3 separate regions of the Mus musculus genome follow, and all the other regions are linked to region 2. Evidence: chromatin loops called from intact Hi-C (ENCODE). Cell type or tissue: left cerebral cortex. All regions are shown on one strand. Each heading gives the region's core, and the rest is flanking DNA. Links, peaks and the distances in the headings are about the cores only.

The links. Hi-C counts contacts between places; a loop is a spot of excess contacts. Peaks named below come from ENCODE experiments on the same cell type or tissue, not always from the same donor. Only the 100,000 strongest peaks of a DNase experiment are listed, where the experiment ranks them.
Region 1: it touches region 2 in a loop (5-fold over the local background); 3 of 42 quality-filtered maps call a loop at or near these places.
Region 3: a loop joins it to region 2, with 5 times the contacts of the local background. A loop is called at or near these places in 10 of 42 quality-filtered maps.

What each region holds. Positions count from the first base shown.
Region 1 is chr6:59,532,421-59,541,069 of GRCm38, reverse strand. No RefSeq gene overlaps it. Among named protein-coding and RNA genes, the nearest start is that of Gprin3, 110 kb to the right of the region's middle. In left cerebral cortex, for the core only: a CTCF peak has its summit at 3,840 (motif pointing left); a DNase peak (open chromatin) is centred at 3,835.
Region 2 is chr6:60,441,772-60,450,420 of GRCm38, reverse strand. Gm38823 (a long non-coding RNA gene) reads right to left here. Exons shown (of 3, transcript XR_869140.1): 3 at 736-776. Among named protein-coding and RNA genes, the nearest start is that of Gm38823, 35 kb to the right of the region's middle. In left cerebral cortex, for the core only: no CTCF peak of the experiment used is centred there; a DNase peak (open chromatin) is centred at 4,591.
Region 3 is chr6:59,547,256-59,555,904 of GRCm38, reverse strand. No RefSeq gene overlaps it. Among named protein-coding and RNA genes, the nearest start is that of Gprin3, 130 kb to the right of the region's middle. In left cerebral cortex, for the core only: no CTCF peak of the experiment used is centred there; no DNase peak of the experiment used is centred there.

The sequences.
Region 1 (8,649 bases), core at 346-8,345, 910 kb after region 2:
GAGAACCAAATAACCCTATTAAAAATAGGGAACAAAGATAAATAGAGGATTCTCAACTGAAGAAACTGGAATGTCTGAGAAACACCTAAAGAAATGTTCAACATCCTTAGTCATCAGGGAAATGCAAATCAAAACAACCCTGAGATTTCACTTCACACCAGTCAGAATGGCTAAGATGAAAAATTCAGGTGACAGCGAATGCTTGCAAGAAAGTGGAGAAAGAGGAACACTCCTGCATTGCTGGTGGGATTGAAAGTTAATACAATGACTCTGTGCACTTCATCCCTATCCAAAAGAGGAGGCTTTTATTCAGCTGTGGGTCATCTGTGTTCTTGATCACTGTGATAGGAAACGTCATAGTCTCTATCCAGCTGTGGATCACTTGAGCTGTTGCTCCCTGTGACATGAGAAATGAGAGTCCCTATGCTGGGACTCTGTGTTTCCAATGCCTTTACCCCACTCATGATTTCACTTATAAAAGCAAAGAAGTAAATCTTTCAGCATCTTTTTAAAGAATATAACTTTTACTATGGTATCCTATGTAACCCATATTAAACTGATCTCAGAATGCTACCATTTCTCCATGTGTCTGTCCACCATGCTTTCCTGTTTATAGGCTCTACCCAACTCCCACATCTAGAATATATGATAGAAGACTTTTTTCTATTTTTCTCTCTGTCTCAAAGAAGTCTCTTGAATCTGTGTGCCTTGACAGAAGATCCTCAGTTTACATTGTGACATTGAGATTGGCTCATCTATACATATAAAATTGAACATCTTAATTCTTTTCAATTGTTTTGTTAATTAAATTAATTAAGCCAAATATCAATCATATGGATTTTTTTTAAATCAGCTTTTAAAATTAAAGGACACGACACTCATTTACTCTCCATGAATGAATGATGACCATAAATCCAGCTAATATAGTCGTAAGGTTTACAAAAAGGGAAATACAGCACTTCTAATCGGTATGGACATAATCCTCACTGACTCCTCACAGAGATGCTCTGTTTCTATCACAGCTTACATGTATTTTGCTTTGTTCTCTGTGGATACCAGTTTGCAAGTAAATTTAAGACATGGCTACCACACACAGGCTGTGTTCTCTTACCTCTTGTTTTAGATATTAGAAGATGTTCTAAAGAAGCCCAAGAATAAACTGAAGTAGGTCAGAATGAGTGAAGACACAAATTCTAGTTCACTCCTGTAAGGGAACAGCCAAACTGGAGATGTTGATGCAAGTGGGGGATTTGGAAGAGATACAGCCATATCTACAAAATGCACTCCCTAAGGTGATTTCTGAATGACATACTGGCAACATCATACTTAAGAGTTTAATGATCATTCTTCTTCTCAAATTCTTACACAAAGTAAGAAATGGCATTATTCTTTTCAACATAAAATGAAGATTAAAACTAGCTGTCTATACAAATTCACAGAACTATTGTCTTCAATCCGTTGGTGACAAAAACAAAATTATGTGAAAATAAATATTAACACTTCAAGCACAACTTGTTGCTCATGTTAAAGGACAGAAGATGTGGCTTAATGTTAGAGCCTTTGAATCCCATATGCAAAGCTCTGGATTTGAATCTATGTTGTGAAACACAAACATGAACACCATTAAGGTTGGAGAGATGACTCAGCAGTAGAGTAAGAGCACGAACTGCTCTTCCAAACTACAGGGATTCAAATCCCAGCACCCACATGCAGTTCACAACTGTATATAATTCCAGTCCCAAGGGATTTGAAACCCTCCCACAAACATACATGGAGGCAGAATACCAATGTAAATAAAAGAGAGAAAGAATAAAAATACTCAGTTAAATTTTTAAAAAAGCATCAAAAGTTGTCTCTTTGATTAAGACCAAGGGCTATCTCCACGAAGTCATATTTCATGTTGTTACCTTGGGAAGGGTGAACTTTAGACACTGTTCTTCATATTTATAGTTAAATACTGTCAAGTTGCAGAAGGAAAAACTATAAAATTCACAGAGCTGTACAGCACTTCAAAATTATATTTTATTTCCAGTTATTTTAATTCCTCCCAATTAAATCAGTAAAGACACTAAATAATTTTATAATTGCAGGAACTGTTTCAAAGTTAATAAAATATATTAAAGATCCTTTCATCATATGCTTTTCCAACAAAGCCAATGATTAATAGCTAAATAGGCAAGTTACCTACTGTTTGGAAGTCAGGAAGAATTGTAGAAACTAATTTACAGAGACCTTACAGGAACTTGGGATCACTTATAATCTTGATAAAAAGGAGAAAATCCATATAACAAAAGAAAAGACAAACAAAATTTTTTAAGCAGAAGTTTATTCTTTCTTAATACTATGTAAACCTAATCAAAGAAAGCAAGCTAATGAAATGGAGGAAAAAATTATACTAAAAAAAATGTAAGCATTCATAAGAAAAATCAGTAAAAAAAAAACTTGAAAACTATAGAACTGGTAATTAATTGGTTATTTATTTAGTAATCAAAATTTAAAAGAATGTTTAAAGTATACAAATAAAAAATATGCTGGTAATGTGACAATAGCTAATAACTTTTGTAAAAAATTTTACCATGTGCTCCAAAATTCATGTCAAATGGTCTTACACCTAACAAAGTACTGACACTTAAGAACATTTTTCTAAGGATTATTTAAAGAAATGATTGTTTCTAAGCATTGTAGAATTATTTATTATAGGAAAATACCATAGCTACCTAGCAAGGAGAACCGATTAAATATAGTCTATAAAGAGATAGTGTATTAGCAGAAAGTAATTAAAGTTATTTATGAGTATTCTATAGCATCATGTGAGAAATATTAAATGAAAACAACTTTCTGTAAACAATAGCATTGCAGCGAATATGAAAAAAGAAAAAAACTTGAATAGGAACACTTTTTCACATGCTATTTTTTTTTAATTCTAGTAGAAATCTGACCAATCTACTCTTTTACTTCCTTCTCTACAACTTTTACCCTCCCAAAAAAATCTGTAGCAAGGAGGATTCAAAATTAAATTTTTATAATGCTGTCTAGATTTTAATTGTTTACATTTCTACTGATATGTACTAATCTCTAGATAGGATACATTCTTGAGCCAAATTTGCACTATAATATGTTTAAAACAATACCCTTTAATTATTAAAAATACCTGGGCAACACTCCAGACACATGAAATCTGACAGGTTTTACTCAAGTAACAGCATTTCATACTCAGGCAGGCAGGCAGGCAGGCAGGCTGGCAGGCAGGCAGGCAGGCAGGCAAGCAGGAAGGAAGGAAGGAAGGAAGGAAGGAAGGAAGGAAGGAAGGAAGGAAGGAAGGAAGGAAGGAAGGAAGGAAGGAAGGAAGGATAGTGTATGAAGAGTCATTTGCCCCTGTTAAATAGAAAAGCATGATTATTTGTATCAAAGTGCAATATCTTTTTATAACAGATTTTGTCTGAGAATATCAGGTTCACAAAAATTAGCTGATTAACCTATAAAGAATGATGTGGGGTTTTTTTTCCAGTACCTGCCTACTGTATTTTGTTTGCTTCTTTTGGGGGTTGATACATTCTTTGTTTTGTTTTCTGTTTTTTGTTTTGTTTTGTCTTGTTTTACATAATGGAATTGCAAGGTGTGAAAGAAAACAATAGGATACTTAAAATGAATAAAAATCTATTGTCTTTTCAAGGACTTCAAGATATATAATTAAAAGATAAGTGAACCCATGAGACACAACCCACACAAAAAGCATACTTTCCAGTTAGAAATATTTTCTCAGCTAGGTTGAAATGATATACAGAGTATAAACACTTTTTTGGACTAAGAGTTACTGTTATCCAGCAACTGCAATTTTTTGGCGACATCTACTGTACAAAGGAAAAAAATGCATGACATTTTCCTCAGGCATGGTAGTTAAGCTTCTAAATGTCAGATTTTACTTCATCTCATTTTACATTTTTAAATTTACAATTATGTAACTTTGATACACTCCATCAATATGAGAAATTACCGTCTTACAAAGGTATGATTAATAATTATAATTTCCATACATGGTGAATATAGGTCTGCAGAAGAGAGAAAGAGAGCAGTAAAATGCAGTCAGTACTGAGTATACACAAAGTATTCATGTTATCACAGAGATAGAATGTAAACATAGAAGTGATAGCCTAAGGTGGGGATGCCAACAGAGTATTCTAGGGAAATCTCAGAGTTTTAGTTTCACACACACAAGTCCCAATTCTTATTTCAGGTGACAGAACCTCTATGCTCAAAGCCATGCTCTCTAAGTCAACCTGTATCCCACAAGAGCTGGAAATACAGTGGTTTTTGCTGCTTTTTCCAAATCATTTTAACTTCCATTAATAAGCAGAACCATTTAAACAGATATACTCAACATGTAACTTGCATAAATTGAATGTTTATGTCACATGTTTCAACTAATATCTACTCCTTGAGAGAGATGGATATAATCACTTTCATATTTTCTTTGAAAACACACACACACACAGCTTCCACCTGCACTTTTTCAGAGACACTGACCTTTTCCTTAATTTCTTCTTTCACATTTCATATCCTATATACTCTACCTTCTTCCTCTCTCTGCCAAACTAGAATCTTATACGTCCACAGTGTCTCTAGAGATTTCTATACTTATTGCATTGTCAAATGAATTGAATTCTATTAAAAGCATGTGTATTTGTCTTTTCTCACACTCCATGAACCTCTTTGAGGTTGATGTAATACTAGTGCTTATCTTTGTTCCTACCATATTACTGATCTTATTATTGTCTTATTTTAGGTAACATACTTTCACTTCACAATTCTTTCATTGTTAGTATTCAGGTCCTGGATCAAGATCAGATTCTAGGGATCATATATGTTGATTACATTATTTTAATCTCCTTTATAATTATCTAGTTTCTATTAGACTACAACCATACAAAACAACATGATGAATCTCCTATTTATGTCATTTATAATAATATTTGATATTTCATTTGGTATATATCTAAGAATAACTTTCAGTTTTGTTAATAAACTGAAAAGTTTTTCATTAGCTTTTCGTGGCAAAAAAATTCTGTTTCCTTTGGGAAAAAAGTGAATTTAGATTTTGTGATTCTGTTTGCATTAGCACTTGGAAAGCTCAGATCTGAAAACTGTGAAGTCATTAATAATTGGACATCACAAGTGAATGTCACCATTGTTGTTTGATCCTGACTTTAACGATGTTGGTTGTGATATGTAATAAAAATGGAAATAAAAATTAAGAGCTTCAGTTTTAAAAGATACAAAAATATATTCAGAAAGCTGTCCTGTGCCTTCATTTTTCAGCCACTCATTCCTGATCTCCCATGTGGGAACTACATCAGTGCTGTTTTCTTCTTTCATCTATAATAGCACTCTTAAGTCTTTGTGGTAAACATTTTCTTTGCTTTCTTTTCCTTCTTTAGAATAAGAGGAAAGTCACATCACACCATTTCCATTAGCTATTCTCATTTTGCAATATGTAGAGACATAATTCTCATGAGTCTGCCAATATCAACATGTGGGGAGCCGCCCTCACATTCGCCGTTACAAGATGGTGCTGACATCCTCTGTTCTAAGTAGTAAACAAATAATCTGCGCATGTGCCAGGGGTAGTTCTTCACTCCATGTGCTCTGCCTTCCCTGTGACGACAACTCGGCCAATGGGCTGCAGCCAATCAGGGAGCGACACGTCCTAAGTGGAGGATAATTCTCCTTAAAAGGGACGGGGTTTTGCCATTCTCTCTCTTGCTCCTGAAGAAGTAAGCAATAAAGCTTTTGCCGCAGAAGATTCCAGTTTGTTGCTTCTTTCTTGCCGGTCGAGTGGGACGCAATATCAACAAATCCTTATCTCTAGCTGTTTGAGTACAGCTGTTCCTCTGGATCCACTGGAATTGGCTCCAAGATCCCTTCCCAAGTCTCCAGACACTAAAACCTGCAGGTGGTAGAATACTTTCATTTCGAAAACCTTCCATTGGATCCAAGCACATCCTCAGATTTACTTTAATTCTAATGCCTAGCATAATGGACACATGGTTCTTTCAGCCTTCCCTAATTCAACAACAGGGGTCAGCTGCTTCTGTCCATTGGTTGGGTGCAAATTCTGAATCTGACTCGTTCGGCTGCTTGTTGGGTCTTTCAGAGGGCAGTCATGATAGATCCCTTTTTATGAGCACTCCATAGCCTCAGTAATAGTGTCAGGCCTTGGGACAACAACCCCTTGAGCTGGATCCCACGTTGGGCCTGTCACTGGACCTCCTTTTCCTCAGGTTCCCCTCCATTTCCATCCATGTAATTCTTTCAGACAGAAACAATTATGGGTCAGAGTTGTGACTGTGGGATGACAACCCCATCTCTCACTTGATGTCCTGTCTTCCTTCTGGAGATGGGCTCTATATATTCCTTCTCCCTACTGTCTGGCATTTCATCAAAGGTCCCTTCCTGTGAATTCTGTGAGTCTCTCACCTCCAAGGACTTTGGTGCATTCTGGGAGGTACTCCCAACTTTCTATTTCCTGAGGTTGCCTGTTTACTTTCTTTCTTTCTGCTGGCCCTCAGGGCTTCAGTCCTTTTCCCTCACCTAATACCAAACTAGGTTCCTCTTTCCCCACCACTGATCCCCACCCTATTTCTCTTTCCCTCCCAAATCCCCCCCCACACACACACACACACTTGTAATTGTTTCTTCTCTCTCCCAAGTGGGACTTGGGAGTCCTCCCTTGGGCACTTCAGGTTGTTGAGCTGTTTGAATTCTGTGAATTGTATCTTGTGTATTCTGTGTGTTTCTTTTGGGTTTTTTTGTTTTGTTTATTTTTTCTAATAGCCACTTATTAGTTAGTACATACAATGCATGTCCTTTTGGGTCTGAGTTAAGTCACTCAGGATGACATTTTCTAGTTCCATCCATTTGCCTCCAAAAGTCAGTATGTCCTTGTTCTTAATAGGTGCAGATTATTCCATTGTGTAAATGAACCACATTATATGTATCCATTCTTCTGTCATGGGACATCTAGATTGTTTCCAGCTTCTGGCTATCACAAATAAGGCCACTATGAACATAATGGAACATGTGCCCCTGTGCAATGGTGGGGCATCTTTTGGGTATATTCCTAAGAGTGCTACAGCTGGGTCTTCAGGTAGATCTATTTCCAGTTTTCTAAGGAACCTCCAGATTGATCTCCAGAGTGGTTGTATCAGTTTGTAATCCAACCAGCAATGGAGAAATGTTACTCTTTCTCCACATCCTCTCCAACATATGTTGTCACCTGAGGTTTCCATCTTAGCCATTCTGACTAGTGTAAGGTGGAATCTCAGGGTTGTTTTGATTTGCGTTTCTCTGATGACTGAGGACTTTGACCATTTCTTTAAGTGCTTCTCAGTCATTCGTGATTCCTCAGTTGTAAAATCTCAGTTTAGTTCTATACCTCATTTTTGTATTGGGTTATTTGGTTGTTTGGTGATTAATTTCTTGAGTTCTTTATATATTTTACATTAAAATATATTATAATGGTTGTCCCTCTATCAGATGTGGGATTAGTGAAGATTCTTTTTCTCCAATCTGTAGGTTGCCGATTTGTCTTATCTACTATGACTTTTGCCATACAGAAGCTTTCCAGTTTTATGAGGTCTCATTTATCAATTATCATGCTTAGAGCATGAGCCATCGGAGTTCTGTTTAGGAAATTGCCCCATGTGCCAATAAATTTAAGACTCTTTCCCACTTTCTTTTCTATTAGATTAAGTGTCACTGGTTTTATATTGATGTCCTTGATCCACTTGAACTTGAGCTTTGTACAAGGTGGCAAATATGGGACTATTTTCATTCTTCTACATACTGACAGCCAGTTAGACCAGCACCATTTATTGAAGATGCTTTCTTTTTTTTCCATTGTATATTTTTAGCCTCTTTGTCAAAAATCAAGTGACAGTGTGTGTTTTTATTTCTGGTTCTTCAATTCAATTCCATTGATCAACATGCATGTCTCTGTACCAATATCATGCATTTTCTCTCACCATTGATCTGTAGTTAAGCTTGAGGTCAGGGATGGTGATTAACCCAGCTGTTCTCTTATTGTTAAGAATTGTTTTCGCTATTCTGGGTTTTTTGCCTTTCCAGATGAATTTGAGAATTGCCCTTTCTATGTCTCTGAAGAATTATGTTGGGATTTTGATGGGAATTGCATTGAATCTATAGATTGTCTTGGATATGGTGGCAATTTTTACTATGTGAATTCTGCCAATCCATGAGCATGGCCGATCTCTCCATTTTCTGAGATCTTCTATGATTTCATTATTGAGGGACTTGAAGCTATTTTCATACAGGTCTTTCACTTGTTTAGTTGGAGTTACTCCAGATATTTTATACTATTTGTGGCTCTTGTGAAGGGAATTCTTTCACTAATTTCTTTCTCAGCCTGCTGATCCTTTGTATAAAAGAAGGCTACTGATTTATTTTAGTTAATTTTATATCCAACCACTTTGCTAAAGTTGTTTATCAGCTGGAGAAGTTCTCTGATAGAATTTTTGTGGTTACTTATGTATACTATCATATCATCTGAAAGTAGTGATACATTTATTTCTTCTTTACCAATTTGTACCCCCTTGATCTCTTTTTATTGTCTTATTGTTCTAGCTAATACTT
Region 2 (8,649 bases), core at 494-8,493:
CATGAAATATTCACTCATGATTTTCTGACTTTGGATTACCTTTGTTGAAGTAACAAAGAGCCAATGGGTCAATGACTTCCTACAACAAATATATTTTACCATCCATGTTAAATGTAACTATAGTTCTGCTTCAAGCAGATTGCAAGATTAATGGATTTTTCATCAGAGGACCAAGAAGCCAATAATTGTCAGCATCTTCAACTTGAGATACCAGACTGAGATATCAGATGAAAAGTGGTGAATTCTTGACCCTCTGACACTGTAAGATACAAGTAAACCCTTCCTTTCTAGGTTTCCTGCTTTATGTTATTTTATCACAGCAATCGAAATGTAGTTTACACATAGCCCTGACAGCCATGTCTCAGTGTTCTTCATATCTCCTTACACATACCTCAGCAAGTCATAAGGTCAAGGCTGTCTACAATGAGAACACTGATTAAATTCAAGGAGACAATGGAACTTAGAGGCAAGGACAAGGGAGGGAACATTATTTCACCCTTCACCCAGCCAGTCATCTGTTTGTGTAATTTTTCTCGGTAGACAGAATGGCATGATGGTGAGATAAGTCAGTGGTGTGAATGCCACCCCCTCACTCAAGTTCACTGACTACATAAGAAAAGAGTAGACTAGATTATTTGAAAAATATCATCCAAGAAAGCAGCCATTTTTCTGTAATGCTTCTACATTATCAGAAATTTCTTATGTCTAGGTAGCCCCTACCTCTTCCCAGGAAGTCCCAGTCTGTGTATGTAATTCTTCCTCATTTCATATTTCACCTGGAAGGAAGGAGTGGTTCAGATTGATTCTGCTACCACATGGAAATGCTTCATGTTTCATCCTAGGGTTGTAGTTTTTGCTGTTATTTTTCTGGCACATATGGGGAATAGCTATATATTTGTTTACTTGAAAAAAATTTCAGACACAGGCAATCATGACTGTGTAGGCATCAAATCATACAGATATAAATAGACACACACATACCAGACCCCTCCATACACCTTAAACACACCCTACATCACATATATATCACACCAATTCATATGTCCCACACTATCCATACACCCGCCCCACACCATAGTATTACACATACACCATCCTGAAATACACCACCTCCATACACATCCTAAACAACACACATATCACTTCCCCATATACCACAATACATCTTACCCCACCACCACAGTGTATATTACACACATTATACAAAAAACACACACATTGTACAGACACATACACACACACACCACGTCATAATACTACAAACAAATACAATAGCACATATATATATATATATATATATATATATATATATATATGTATACACATAAACAGACACACAGACCACACACACACACAACCATATAATAATACTACAAACAAATACAGTAGCACATATACATATGTATACTCATACACAGAAACACAGACCACACACACACACACATGCAGATTAACACAAACCAACCACTTACAGAGACTCATGCACACACACATCATACCACACACATAGACACACAGACATACACAAAATTCTAGTATTAATTCTATCATGAAATGAAGATAATTCATTAGTTAATGTAGATAGAGCTTAGATGAGAGTAGACTTCAAGTATGGTCTGATCTGCTGACTAAATTATATCACCAGGATAATACCAGCTTTATCTCAGTAACATATTTTCTCATTGACACAAGAAGACGTCCGGCTCCAGCTAGGATAATTCGTCCTTTTCATGTCATCCACAAAACCAGCCTGAAGTTCTACCTGGAGAAATTTGTGTCAAATTCCTGTTTCTGAAACTACCATTGTCAGAAAAAGAATATGAGATGGCTAGTTGGCTTCTGCCCACACATCCCCAGGGCTCTGTTTAATGTGGGGTTGGGGTAGAGGTGGGGAGTCATCACTAGAGATATAACCAACTATGTCCACAATGAGAGTCAGATCTAAGATGTCAGTTTTGCCTTTACTGAAACTTCATCAGTGTTAAGGAAACACTGTCAAAAAGAGGCAGAAAAGTATAACAATGAAATATATATAAATTTGTATATATTTAAATATATATAAATATGTATATATGTGTGTATACATTTGTGTGTTTATATATGAATTTATAAATATGTATATGACTGACAATATTTGTGTAATTATGATAGAACACATGACACCTATTTCTAATGTAGGGTGTAAAATCTCACAGTTTATTTTTTAAAGTATGACCACTTATGTTCAGCAAAAACATTTCTTAGGCATCCCTAATTCTTAGGTAGTCTTGCAAATTTCTTTCTGAAAAAAAAAAACTCAATATAAATTGATAACCATGTGTAATGGGGAAATAGAAACCTGTTCCATGGCCCTTGTAAGGCACCTCTGATGCTTAAGTTGAGTGGAGGCCCTCTATACACCACAGTCTATTTTGCTGAATTAACAAAAGCAGAATATTCTTTATATAGTATAGACAGACATAAGAGAACAACACATTTTACTTCATAAGGGAGGCAATTGTAGATTAAAATGCCTACTATGGCACAGGTATCAAACATTTTTCCTTTATGCTTTTTTTGCTTTTCTTTGCTTTTTACATGCTTGGGAATTCAGCTCATATGGGGAGTACATGAAAAAGCTACACAGAAGAATGTCTTCAGGAGAATTACACTTGAAGATGTAGCTTCAATCTTTTATATGAAGTGTTTGGAATTCCTAGACATTGGCCACAATAATTCCAAGGAAAATAATAAACTATATTCTAAGCATGAATGTAAGTGATTTTGGATTATCTGTTTGTGTTTCTCTCTAATAATAGCTTAGAACACTGAAAAAACTTTATGTAAGCATCTCTGTCGCAGTGAGATGGAACATAGCCTCCTTGAATTATTCATGCTAATTACCAGGAAGATATGCCATGAATAAATTATTTTTACACATGAACGAAATCATCAGTGAGTCCATGACACATTTTATTTTTCTTTGAAATAAAATGTTTCACAGTATATTATTTCCATACTGTATATTTCTATGCTTTATCAATTAGTCTTAAAGATTTAAAGGTACACAGTGTTAAGAAAATGAGGTGAACACTGAAAATAAAGATTTCATCTAGTTTGATTTGGAAATTTCAATAAAGTTTGAATATCATTGAAAACATAGATATGAATATATTAAGGATTTTGTAACACTCACATAATTATTATGACAATGCACTGAGGGTACACAAATCCTAGAGAGCAGGAACTTCAAAGAACCAATGGATTGCAAGAGCTAAATGTTAAAGAATAAAGGGTCTGGATAGCTTAGTGTGACCTGAGCTCAGAGGATGAGGAAGCTCAGGGTGACCCTGTAAGAGAAAAGAAGTGACTGGTGCTTTCCATAGAGAAGTGCCACTTGGAAGAGAAGTGTTGGCATGCCTGCTGCTATACCTTTATCTGCATCGTAAGTGGTTACAGCAGCTTGGAATACAATATCATCAGAAAAATGAGGTTCTGAGGGCTTCCTTTATAAACTGTAAATATCTCTGTACTATAGCTGATCAATAAACATTGGATTTAACCCCAGGACCCAATTGTTAACACAATTATTAAGATTTTTTAAAAATGCACTGGAATTACAAATTGGTTGATCTATGATGCAGAATCTATATAACTCAAAGGTAGATAAAATATTCAAATTCCTGGACCTGCCATAAAAATTGAGACTCAGCCAGGAATTTGTTTTGTTATTCTCAGGTGATTATCGTGTGCAGTTGGTTTGAAAACCACTTGCAGGGACAGTAGCAAGAACATGATTTTTGGATTTTGTTTCTGTTTTTAATTCTTTCATTTCATTTTTTGTCCCCAGTGAGATTTTAGTGCCCAGTGTAGTTCATTTCTTTAAATAGTAAATCCCATTTTTTCCTAGAATTACTAACAATCTGCATCATTATTTGTACTTGCAACAATCAGAAATGAATTTAGAGGCTATCATGAATAGCACTGTCAGCATTTATCCTATAAGATGAACTAGGAAATTGTACCAACATTATAACACAAAACTTCAGAGAGAAGGCATGTGGTATTCTTGTGACTAAGCATTCAAAAAGCTCTTTGTTTTATGTATATAATTTGATGGCAACATGTCTTTCTATACATGTGAATATATCAGTTACCCACTAAGAAAAATTTCCATGTTTGTTTTCTCTTTAATGAGCATATGTTTGTAGAAGGATTATTTTTGAGGTACTTAAAAGATCTTATATTATTTGTTCATTTGTTCGTTTGTCATTTTAAAATGTTTTTGGCTTCCTTTAAATTGGCCACTGTGTTTAGACCTCTATTTATAATCACTATTCAGTGCAATAATGTCCTGTGTTCTGTTATTTAAAAGGAATGAATCTTGATACATAGCCAGTAATTTAATTTCTGGTCCAACAAGAATACTGTGGTGCCTACCAGAATATACAAAGAATCTCTTAGTGCTTTAGGTTAAAGCAATAATACCTAGAATGAAGGATATCCAAAACATGAGCTTAAGAAAACAAGTGAATTGATTTGTTATCTGAAATAATGGAAGCACCATAATGTTTGCTGAATGTTAATGAGCAGCAACAAGCACAAAGCAAACAGTAAGACAAAAGCAACACATTGTTCTTTGTCTCTTGGAGTTCTCAGCTGTTTCATGCTAGGGACAGGATGTTCAGTTGGAAATGTTTTTAATAAAGAACAATTGGCCTGGATTCTGAGTATAGCATGTTATGAAACAGACATTCCTTAACCAAAAATCTGTCAACACTATGGTAATAGAAAAAGTAAAGGGCAATCCCACTAAAATGATCAGTATTCCCGAAAGTAAAATCATCTTTGTGCCTCTGATGAAAGGTAGAATCACCAGGTATTCATCATTAATGTGTGTTTTAAAACAACACAAAAGGAAATAGAAAATCGCAATATAGTAGAAACTTTAAGTATGTATTAATAATGAAATAAATCATATTCAAGGAAATAAGTATTTTCTAGGACTCAAAAAATATATACAATGAAACTCTCGAAGCAGCAAATCAAATGATGACTTGTGGCAGGAGCCAGAAATCCCATAAAGTGATGAGATTGGAAGCTTATCAGGAAAGCAAATTCTGAACACAGATTTGAAAACTTGTCTTTTTGTTAGAAATAAAGGTGTGACAAAAACGAACTCACTCCTCTGAAATCATGAAATCCTTCCTTCCTTAAAAATTTATATTGTTGCTGGGCGTGGTGGCACATGCCTTTAATACTAGCACTTGGGAGGCAGAGGCAGGTAGATTTCTGAGTTCGAGGTCAGCCTGATCTACAAAGTGAGTTCCAGGACAGTCAGGGCTATACAGAGAAACTCTGTGTCGAAAAAACAAAAAAAAATATTATATTGTACAGATAATTTTCAATAATTCAATAAAATTTCAGAAAGCAATTCTGAATTAATCTGAGATTAATATATGCATGCACCTTAAAATATAAGGTTTAGCCATTTGTGCATGAAATCATTAAATTCAATAAGCTCAAAAGTGATTCCTCCTAAACCCCACTTCTACATAATCTTACTGGTAATTGATCATTCCTAAGTCAGGAAAGGATTTCTGCTGGATGCCTAAGAAACTATAATATTAAGAGGATTGCAATGCATGGTAATCTCATTCCCTATAAATCTGTAAACAATAGATAAATTTACTAGAACCTGGAAAAATCTATTCACCATCCCACTGGGGAAAATGGTTTTTAAATCTCCCTTCCAAATGCTTGTTCAAAGGTGGGAAGTCCTTATTACAAAAAGAAAAACACAAGCATGAATATGAAAGAATCTCAAGTAGCAGTGGGATAAATTAAAAAAGAAATTAAAACTAAATGTAACAACGTGCATTCATTGATGTTTTAAATCTAATTAAAAAATTGGAACCACAAGACTGCAAATCTGCCAATATTGCTTTGTGTTTATTATACTATTCGAAAATTTGGAATGCTTAATGGAAAATACCCTCAGCAATAGCATTTTGACTGTCCTAAATGAAAACATATAGAGTTGTGGATTTATTAAAAATCTGGAAATAAGGGGTGTAAACTTTTAGTTTTTCACCTTTAAAGTTGGAAGCTTTAAGACAAAACAAACATAGAATTATGAATAGAAAAAGGAGGGAAAGGAAGGTAGAGGGAGTAATAAGAAATGAAGATGAGGATGAATAAGAAAAAGGAGGAAGGAGAGAGGAAGAAGGGGGACAGAGAAAAGGAGGAGGAGGATACAGAGGAGGAGCAAGAGGAGGCAGAGGAGGAGGACGAGGAGGAGTAAGAAGAAAAGGAGGAGCAGGATGAAAATGTTATCAATTCGATTGGATATTCAGTATGACTCATGCTGATCATTTAAAGATCCAGGTGAAATCCAGTAGGAAGTGAGGAACAGGAGACAGCAGCTATGCCACATATTGATAGTAAGAAAGGTGATCGTAATGATGTCCTTACCTCTTATCTCTTAAATCAAATCAAGTTTCACATGGGTATTTGTTCCAATAACAATTCTGTATGTGGCACAAGTATGTACTGGGTTTTAGTGACAAGACATGTTCCTTGAGTATAACTTTTGCAATGTCCCTCATGTCCCTAGGATCCCATATTTCATCTAGGACTTGACCTGTGACCTCCATGATTTGTTCTACATCCCCTAGTTTAGACACAGTCCTTAGAAATGTTATTAGCAAGAACCTTCCATGTTCAATATATGATTTAACTCCTCATTCTCTGTCCATGGAATCTGCACATTATTAGCGTCTCCTTAGTCCCTTGTGTCTCATCCTGCCATATACCGACCTTCTCCTAAGCTTATAAAGCCAGATGGCTTATTGTTTATGCTGTGTTCATAATGATACCCAGGCTTCTAATAAATACTAAATTCTCCTTCTCCATCTTGCTATATTTAATGAATAGATATTTTTTACTGAATATATATATATATATATATATATATATATATATATATATATATATATATATCAGTTTTTACAGTATCAGTTGATTTCTGTAACTGTATTTGGTATTTCCAATACCCATTTGTATGGCTGTTTCACATTGCTATACCTCAGCTCTATGAAAACCAAAAGGTACATTAATTCCCTAGAGACCCAGAACCTGCTTTTTATTTTTTTCAAGTCTCATAGTTCTTAAATAGAAAACAGTATGTGTTCTAAAATTGTAAGTCAGAAAGACTAGAGTGAATACTATTAAACATTAAATATTATTAAAAATTAAGTGTATAGGTACTTGTAATATGTGAACATTTGCTTCTACCAATAATTAGAGACATTCAGAGTTGCAAAGTTGCTTTTCTAGGTATACTTTACATGGGATAATTTCTAAACTGTAAAATCTTGGAATCTTAACATCAGTTAACACACTGATAAAGGTTTAAAGGCTTAAAAGGAAAGCTTAATATTTATTTAGCTTCTTAAACTCATGTGACTGTGTCTTTTATAAAGTGGAGGTGGAACATTAAAGATATGAAGTGTTAGTGATACATCTGCTTTCTTTAGAATATCAATGAATTTTCAAAATAACAGTTTGATGCCCCTGTTTCCTTCAGAATTTAGTTAAATATCACATTGAAAAACATGTAACATTGTGGCCTACAAGAATTATAATTATAAAATTTTCAGCGTTTCATTATTGGTCAGTGACTTTTACACTATCTTATCTGAAGAACACTACAATATCTGGAATGGATAAAACTGTTTCTAGCTTCTTTGCAAATGGAGATCTAACTTCCAGGTTAGTCTCATTAAATATCTAGCTAAAGGAACATTCAATTAATTTATGAAAGAAACTAGCGTTCCTCTTTTAGACTTGTATGTGAAAAATGTGTAGTGACCATGAAATAGGACCTCTGTGAAAATTAAGGTAAAACTTACATGAGGCATGACCTAGCACACCTACTTATGACAATAGAGAGATGGTAAATATGATTCACCTGCCAACCTAGAACACACATAAGTGTTTGCTACAAAAATTTTGTTACATGTAATGTGAAACTTATCTTTCACATAGGTTGGAAAATATATTAAAATAATTAAATAGGACTCAGTATGAATTCTAAAATCAAACTATTATTAAATATTCCCATAAATATTTGGGGTAGGAAATGCTCATCATCCCATAAGCTTCATTCAGAAAAGAATAATGTCATAAACTTCCTTATAACCAAGCAAAACAACAAACACTGTGTCCCATTGTTATGACAAATGTTCCATTAGTACAGCAAATGTCAAAGGTCACAGCAGGCTGACTGAGAATAAAGAGCATTGTCCATAGAGAGAACTGGCAAAGTACATAGGAAATCCTGTTCTTTGTTTCTCTTCTGCTTATAACACAAATCAATTTGAATGCTTCTACTGTTCTTTTCCACACTGGTCTTTGCGCCTTTTATTAACATATGTAAAAACATTTGCTTCATGTATATTTATAATTCAAATATATTTATAAACTTTGTGCAGCAAATGCAATATTATATAAAAACACTTGTGATGTGAGACAGTGAAGTCATTGTAGAGTGGAGAAAGCTCTGAGTGACAAAGTCCCAGAGTAAATGTGTATTGTTGATATGGGCACACAGCCATGTAGAAGACATTAAGACCTTGATCCTACTGGGATATCAAAAAACCATCTTCC
Region 3 (8,649 bases), core at 191-8,190, 890 kb after region 2:
TTATACCCTAAATATTTAAAATTAATAATATTAAATATTTGTGCAACTGAAACAGAAGTTTTGAATGATATGCAATCATAGTGGACCACAAAGAATGCCTGTGGCCCTGATAACAATCATTCCAAGACCATCTTGTAAGGGGGAGACTCAGAGAGGTTCTGAGTTGCTAAGTGAGCCTCAATTTGTGCATAAAGCTTAAATGAATTAGGATAAATATCAATACTGAGTAAAGCACAGAGTTGTGGTTACTCAGGGGTAGGAAGAATAGACATAATAAAAAACATCTTTTATGGTCTTTTCCCTATATAATCACAAGATTAGATTTCAATTACTCCTTTTAGTTAAATAAAAAGAATGGCAGCTGACATAAAATTTCCAAAATAACCCTATTAAAAAAGGGGTACAGAGCTAAAGAAAGAATTCACAACTGAGAAATACTGTATGACTGAAAAAAATTTCAACATTCTTAATCATCAGGTAAATATAAATCAAAACAACCCTGAGATTCCACCTCACACCAGTCAGAATGTCTAGAATCAAAAATTCAGGTGACAGCAGATGCTGGCTGGGATGTGGAGAAAGATGGATATTCCTCCATTGTTGGTGGGATTGCAAGCTGGGCATACAATGGAAGCTCATATGTTATCACTATGAGATGTCAGAGACATGCTCTTCCTTATCTGGAGAATTTCTGGAGATGACCAAAACCATACCCATTAATTCAACTGACCAAGGTTTTCTCAAACTAACATTAGTCTTAATCTCCCTCACTTTGTTATATATCAAAACCCCACACAAGTCATCAGGAGAAGTGCTCTATCTGGAAATATAAATTTCTTTTACAGAAAGTTTTTTGGAGACTTAAGTTAATGTCATCTTCCCCACAAAATCTTCCTTTGGTGCCTGTTTGCTTGTAAAATACACGTCATTAGTCATTTTGGTAGACATTCTATGAAAAGCTGCATGCAAAGAACAGATCAGTAAAAGTTGTTTCAATGACAATTAAAATGGGAGAAAAAGCTTTTATTTTTACTTTATAATTCAGAGGCATTAGTATTAATTAGGTGTTTAATTTGCTTTTTATTTCTGTGATAAACTCAAAGATTTAAAAACAAAGCATTGGAGAGGAAATAGGTTGTTTCCATTTTTTTGTTTGTTTACTTGGTTGGTTGGTTAGTTGGTTGGTTTTTTTTTTTTTTTTTTTTTTTTTGGCTTATAGCTTAAGCACATCATTGAGGGAAGCAAAGACAGGAGCAGAAGCAGAAGCCATTGAGCCATGTTCTTATTGACTCTTTCATGCTTTGCTACACCTATTTTCTTATACAACCCAGAACCACCTACTCATTGGTGGTACCAGCACAGTGGCTGAGCCCTGCTACTAGACCAGTAATCAAGAAAATTCTTCCAGAGACATACTATAGGCCAATCTAGAGGACACATTTTCTCAATTGAGGTTCCTTCTTCAGAGACTACTCTAGCGTCTGTCAAATTGACCAAAAAAAAAAAAAAAAAAAAAAAAAAAAACTAAACTAAAATAATGTCAGAGACCTTACCATGAAAAGTAAGCCTTTCGCAGCTTCCCACCCTAACAAGCCAAATGGCCTTGTGCTAAGGGGCCAGTCATCACCTCCTCCTCCCTATTCCCTTCCTGGCACCTGAGGCTGCAAAAAGCTGAATTATAGTCCCCTCTTCCTTATCTCTTCCTGACTCCCAAATCTTCTCAGGACCTGAGTTATGTGCTGAGCCCAGCATGACACCCAAAGCTGTTAAAGAAGAATCTACATTCTGGAGATAAGACTCAGAGTGCCTCTGCCTGCAGTCTGAATTCGGCCTTCATGTCCCCAGATGCCCACTTCTTTGTTCTTTGTTAATTCCCCATCAACCCCTCACTATTTCCCTCACTGTGTGCTTAAAACCTGGCGTTTCAGCTTAATAAACTGAGACCTTGACAGGAATCCTCCTTGGTCTCTGCTTCTTTCCCTTCCGCTCATTTCTCTTCAGGTTTGCAGTCCCCCTCGCACCCACGAATAATTGGGTCCGGCTGGACGGGACAAAATATAACAAAAGACAAACAAAAACAAACAAACAAAAACAAAAACAAATAATTCTAACCAGTACATCACTGTTCCTTAAAGAAATGGAACAACATATCGTGATTTATCATACTGTAGCAAATCACTCAAAAAACAAAGGGTTAGAAATCATATGGTGTAGAGTGCCATAAAAGTTAGTTCTATTGTTTTGGGAGTGATAAAGTTTAGAAAACTAATTATAGCTTCTGGTCTGGGTCTGACAGCAAAAAAAATAGTTGAGCATAAGATAGCAATTCCAACCTCAAGCCTTCATAGAATGAATTCAAATTTTTTAACTGTTTTGTTTTATTTAAATGCTGTGCTATACAGGAAGGATTATCAGATCTCCCAGTCCATCAGTTCAGATCTCAATCTTCAGAAATATTTTAACATATGCACCTGGAAATGATGTTTGTCCAGTGTGGACTGAAATTCTCTGAAAAAGCAACTCCATGTTGAAGATTCTGAATATACAGTGATTCAAATGCCATGATTGTGAAGGACTCTGGAGATGCAAGTACAGAGTTAAAATTACCTTAGGCTCTCTTTAAGTTCCCTTACCTAACCCAATCTATAGCCTTTAATGACGAACAAATTAAGCATCTGGAATGTGTTCTTAGCAGCACACTAATTTCCACTGAGGCAAAGCTAAGAATGATCTGAAGCCTGTTGCCTGTTTGTCCCACTATCCTCCTGTTGACCTAACTAGTGTATTAGGAAGCCCAGTGATTTGTGACTTCCTTTAGTTTTGGGACTATTTATGTGTAATTTCCAGAATAGAACTTTTCTTTCATCATGGACACTTGAATCTATGTTCCTATGATTTAATAACACATATTTGGAACTTTATACACTATTTTTTATTCCCTTTAGAATAACCCATTTTGAACATATTTTCTTCTTGTTTTTTAATGTGTATAGATGTGCTGTTAAGTTAGTAATAAGAGATCTCTTCAAGTTCTCTGATGTCTTCACTTAATGTTATGAACTTGCCTTTTTTAACTGCCTTCATTATGTCTCATAGAAAGGACATGTGATTCTATTTTAATTTAATTCTAAACATTTTTTTGTTTTTTTCTTAAATTTTTTTTATTTTATTTTTTGTGAATTATGCATTATGTACCACAATTCAGCAAACATCCCAGCCCTCCATATCTGCTTTCTGCCATTACAACTCCCCATCCCCCCAAAATTTTAAAAATCTTGACATGGAATCTGGCAAATAATTTCAGTGAGTCATTGCTCTGGTTTAAGGGCCTCAAATATTCCTACATTATCTACAATGGATCCTCACTGAGAGGTACTCCTCTCAGATATACTCTTTTTCCCTGTGCCAGGGAGATGCTGGTTGACCAGGACTGGCCTCTTCACATACTGCAGCAGTTCAATGATGGGGTTAGATGTTGGGATGAGCCAACTCAAAGCCCTGGATTTGGGCCTGGATAGTAACCAAGTTGGTTAGCCCACCATGTCTCCTGCATTCAGCTCACCAGGGACAGCTCTCCAGCACAGCTCTGCCCCAGCAAGGGGCAGAGCCAGCCTATACAAGTGTTGAAGTTTACAAGACACTTGGCCCCAACTCTCTGGGTCATCTTCTTGATTCCTGTTTTGACTCACTTTTCATTCTGTAGTGAGTTGGTCAGTTTCCATGAAATTGTATGCTTCCTGCCATTTCTAATATCCAAGTTTAATCAAAGAAGACCAGATTGGAGGCAGAGTGTTATTTTAATATGTCTATATCTAGTGTGTGATTGTGAGTGTGTGTGTGTGTGTGTGTGTGTGTGCTCGTGTGTGCACATGTGTTTGGGTGGGATAGTCTGTAAGTGTCTGCTAGGTCCATTTAATTTATGGTTTTATTTAACTTTATAATTTGTGTTTATTTTGGTTTTTCTGTCTGGTCTTTTGATGAGAATGGGGCATTAGAATTACTAACACTCTGTGATGCTCAGTATGTGATTTTAGTTGTAGTAATGTTCTTTTTATGAACTTGGACGCATAGATATTTAGAATTACAATGCCCTCTTGGTTGAATATTTTTTGATGAATATGTAATATCTGAACATTTCTCCTCTGGTTAGTTTTATTCTGAAGTCTATTTTATAAGATAAGCTACACCTGCTTGCCACTTGGATCAATTTGGGTGAAATAGATTTTTCTGCAGTTTTAATCCTGAAATAACACCTATTCTTGATGTTGGGGTGGTTTTGTTGTATGTAGCCCAAAGATGGATCCTGGATTCTGATCCAATATATTGTTCTGTGTCTTTTGGTTGAATAATGGAGACCAATAATGTTGAGATTTAAAAAGACAAGTATTTATTAATTACTGTCATATGGTTTAGTGGTACGGATTTTTTCCTTGCTTTTAATTTTCTGTTCTGAGGTTATTTATTCTTTATGTGTTCTTTGGTGTTGTTAATCTCTTTAAACTGAAGTTTTCCTTCTAGTGCATTCTGTAAAGCTGGATTGGTAGATAGAAATTGCTTAAAATGATTTTATTATGGAATGTGAATTGGCTTTCTTCCCCCCACCCTGCCCCATTCACTGGTATTGATAGTTTAGCTAGGTATAATAATATGGGCTGGCATCTGTGATCTGCTGTTTTTCTAATGATATTGCCTTTATATGTTTCTTAGTCTTTTTCCATTATAGATTTTACTATCCTTCCAATTTTTTCTGTACATTTTCTGTTTTGATTATTGCAAGTCTTGGGACAATTCTTTTCTGGTCCTATCTGTTTGTTTTTCCTGCATGCTCTTTGTCACTTTGTATATTCTTCAGACTGGAAAATTTGAGTTCTAATTTACTAGAAATGGTTTGTTTGTTTGTTTGTTTTTTCTGCCTTTGACCTAGTTATATTCTTTTTCCTCCATCCAGTCTTTTCATTTTGTCCCAGACTTCCTCAATTTTGTGTGCTTAAAAGTTTTGATATAGCATTTTCGTTGACTGTGCTATCACTCTTATGGAGGTTTGAATAAGAATGGCTCCAATATGCATATAATATATTTGAATGTTTAGCTACAAGGGAATGGCATTTCAAGGGAAAAGTTGTTGGAAAAGTGAGTCACTGGTGTTGAGCTTTGAGGTTTCAAAATCCCATGATAAACCAAGAGTTTCCCTATCAATCTTAAGAGTCAGAATAAAGATCCTAACCCTCTCTCTAGCACCATGTTTACCTACCAGCTGGCTTACTCATGGCATGCCTCCTGGCATTATTATAGTGGGATAAACTTCTGAAACTGTAAGTAAGGCCCTGATTAAATGTTTTCTGTTAAAAGAGTTAGCCAGGAGTCTCCTCACAATAAAACAGTGACTAAGATAACTTTCATCTACATTTTCTTCAAGAGCTTAAATTCTGTATTCCATGTTTGTAATTTATTAGCAAAGATACTTCTGTGGTTTCTTCTAAGTTTTTTAATATTCAGTTGCTTTTTTTTTTGTTTTTGTGTATGTGTGTGTGTGTGTGTGTGTGTGTGTGTGTGTGTGAGAGAGAGAGAGAGAGAGAGAGAGAGAGAGATTCTATTTCTTTCATGTCTTCCACTATTTTATTATGTTATTAAACTATTTGCTTGTCTTTTCATGTTCCTCCTTAAGGCATTTATTCATATGCTTTAAGGTTCTTGAATATATTTATAATTCTATTTTGAAGTCCCATTTTGTACTTCAGCTAAATTCCATTTCTCAAAGCTGATTTCATTAGGATGACTGGCTTCTAGGAAGGCATTTTCTTTTAGATGTTCATGTTTTTGTGCTTGCACTGGAATCTAGGCATCTAGAATTAGGATATTTGTGGTGTTCCTTGAAATAAATTTTGGATATCATCACCGTTGGGTAAGTGTTACATTCTTTGGTTGTTGTTTCCCACTCTGGATCCTAGACAAAACATTGTTACTGTGGGGTCAAGAGTGCTTTTCTGTGTAGGTAGGTATTCAAAGGAATAGCAAATGAGCTGAAAGTAAAGCCTGTGAGAAGCAGTGGGAAAGAGCTGGGGGTGGGGTGTGATGTCTGGGTCTGCACCCAGGGAAGGCATCTCCAGATAATAGAGGTAGGGTGGGAGGAGAGGCTCCTATTGGCAGGTTGCTGAAGAACTAAAATAAGCCTGGAGAGATTTAGATGGGGGTGAGGAAGCATAGTGAAAATCACCTACCCGAATCCCAGCCCAATATGGCCCCTGGGAGTTCCTGGTAGAAAGTGTTTCTGTATATCAGTTACTGACATAAAGGAATAACGATTGGCTAGAAGGGAAGGTTGAGTAGTTAAGAAGGAAAGAACTAATTAGGAACAAGAGGCAGAATTTCAGGGGAATAAAAGGAGAGTAGTAAATAGTACTGCAGAGTAATAAAGAGTAAGTCTGGGAGGTAGGAATGAATGGGCTGTAGGATCCTAAATCTATCCCAGGAATAAGAGCTGTGCACTGCATTTTTACTATCTATCTGCACATCTTGTTATCTAGGGAAGCCAACATCTAAAATTAACCATCATAACTCAGCAGAGATGTTCAGTTCTCCACTAAAGGTGAATATGGCTTCAATATAATCATCTATGGAAAAAAGAAAGAAAAAGATATTTGAACTGTAGTCAACAGTACAGGAAATTCTTAAGCAGTATAAGTAGGAAATAGACTATAGCTGGGCAGTGGTGGAACACACCTTTAATCCAGGCACTTGGAAGGCAGGGGTAGGCAGATTTCTGAGTTCAAGGCCAGCCTGGTCTACAGAGTGAATTGCAGGGCAGCCAGAGCTACACAGAGAAATCCTGTCTCAAAAAACAAAACAAAAATAAAAAAATCAACACGGGAAATAGATTGTCAACTAGAAAGCGAATAGAGCCATGAAAAATGAGAAAAAGAAAATTTGTTCATATTTAAACAGTTAACAAAGCAAAATAAGTTCCTTATTTTTTTTTAAATAGGGGAAAGGTGTAATTTACTCTGTCCAGTTGTTTGAAGGAATACAGGGTTAGATAATAGGTAAAAATTATAATGGAAAGGCCATCTAGAAACTGCCCCACCTGGTGTTCCATCCCATATATAGCCTTTCCTTTGCTCTCTGCTCCACACTTTGTGTCCATATTTCCTCCTGTGAGTGTTTTGTTCATCCTTCTAAAAAGAACTGAAGCATCTACACTTTAGCCTTCCTTCTTCTTAGACTTCATAATGTCTGTGAATTAAATCTTGGGTGTCCTGAAATTTTGGGCTGATATCTATAGTGAGTATATACAGTGTTTGTTCCTTTGTGACTGAGTCACCTAACTCAGGATGATATTCCCAAGTTCCATCCATTTGCCTCCGAATTTCATGAAGTCATTGTTTTTAATAACTGAGTAGTATTCAATTGTGTAAATGTACTACATTTTCTGAATCCATTCCTCTGTTGAGGAACATCTGGGTTGTTTCCAGCTTTTGTCTATTATAAATATGACTGCTAACAACATAGCGGAACATGTGACCTTATTACATATTAGAGCATCTTTTGAGTATATGATCAGGAGTGGTGTAGCTGGATCCTCAGGTAGTTCTATGTCAAATTTTTTGAGGAACTGCTAAAACCCCATGAGAGAACTCCTACAGCTGATAAACAAATTCAGCAAATTGGCCAGATATAAAATTAACTCAAACAAATCAGTAGCCTTAGTATACTCAAAGGATAAACAGGCTGAGAAAGAAATTAGGGAAATGCCACCCTTCACAATATTCACAAACAATATAAAGTATCTTGGTGTGACTCTAACCAATGAAGTGAAATATCTATATGACAAGAACTTCAAATCTCTGAAGAAAGAAATGGAAGAAGGCCTCAGAAGGTGGAAAGATTTTCCATTCTCATGAATTGGCAAGTTTAATATAGATAAAATGGCCATCTTGCCAAAAACAATATAGAGATTCAATGTAATCCCTATCAAAATTCCAACTTAATTCTTCATATATTTAGAAGGAGCAATTCTCAAATTCATTTGGAATAATAAAAAACCCAGGAGAGTGAAAACTATTCTTTTTTTTTTTTTCCATTTTTTATTAGGTATTTAACTCATTTACATTTCCAATGCTATACCAAAAGTCCCCCATATCCACCCACCCCCACTCCCCTGCCCACCCACTCCCCCTTTTTGGCCCTGGTATTCCCCTGTACTGGGGCATATAAAGTTTGCAAGTCCAATGGGCCTCTCTTTCCAGTGATGGCCGACTAGGCCATCTTTTGATATATATGCAGCTAGAGTCAAGAGCTCCGGGGTACTGGTTAGCTCATAATGTTGTTCCACCTATAGGGTTGCAGATCCCTTTAGCTCCTTGGCTACTTTGTCTAGCTCCTCCATTGGGAGCCCTATGATCCATCCATTAGCTGACTGTGAGCATCCACTTCTGTGTTTGCTGGGCCCCGGCATAGTCTCACAAGAGACAGCTACATCTGGGTCCTTTCAGTAAAATCTTGCTAGTGTATGCAATGGTGTCAGCATTTGGAAGCTGATTATGGGGTGGATCCCTGGATATGGCAGTCTCTACATGGTCCATCCTTTCATCTCAGCTCCAAACTCCGTCTCTGTAACTCCTTCCATGGGTGTTTTGTTCCCAAATCTAAGGA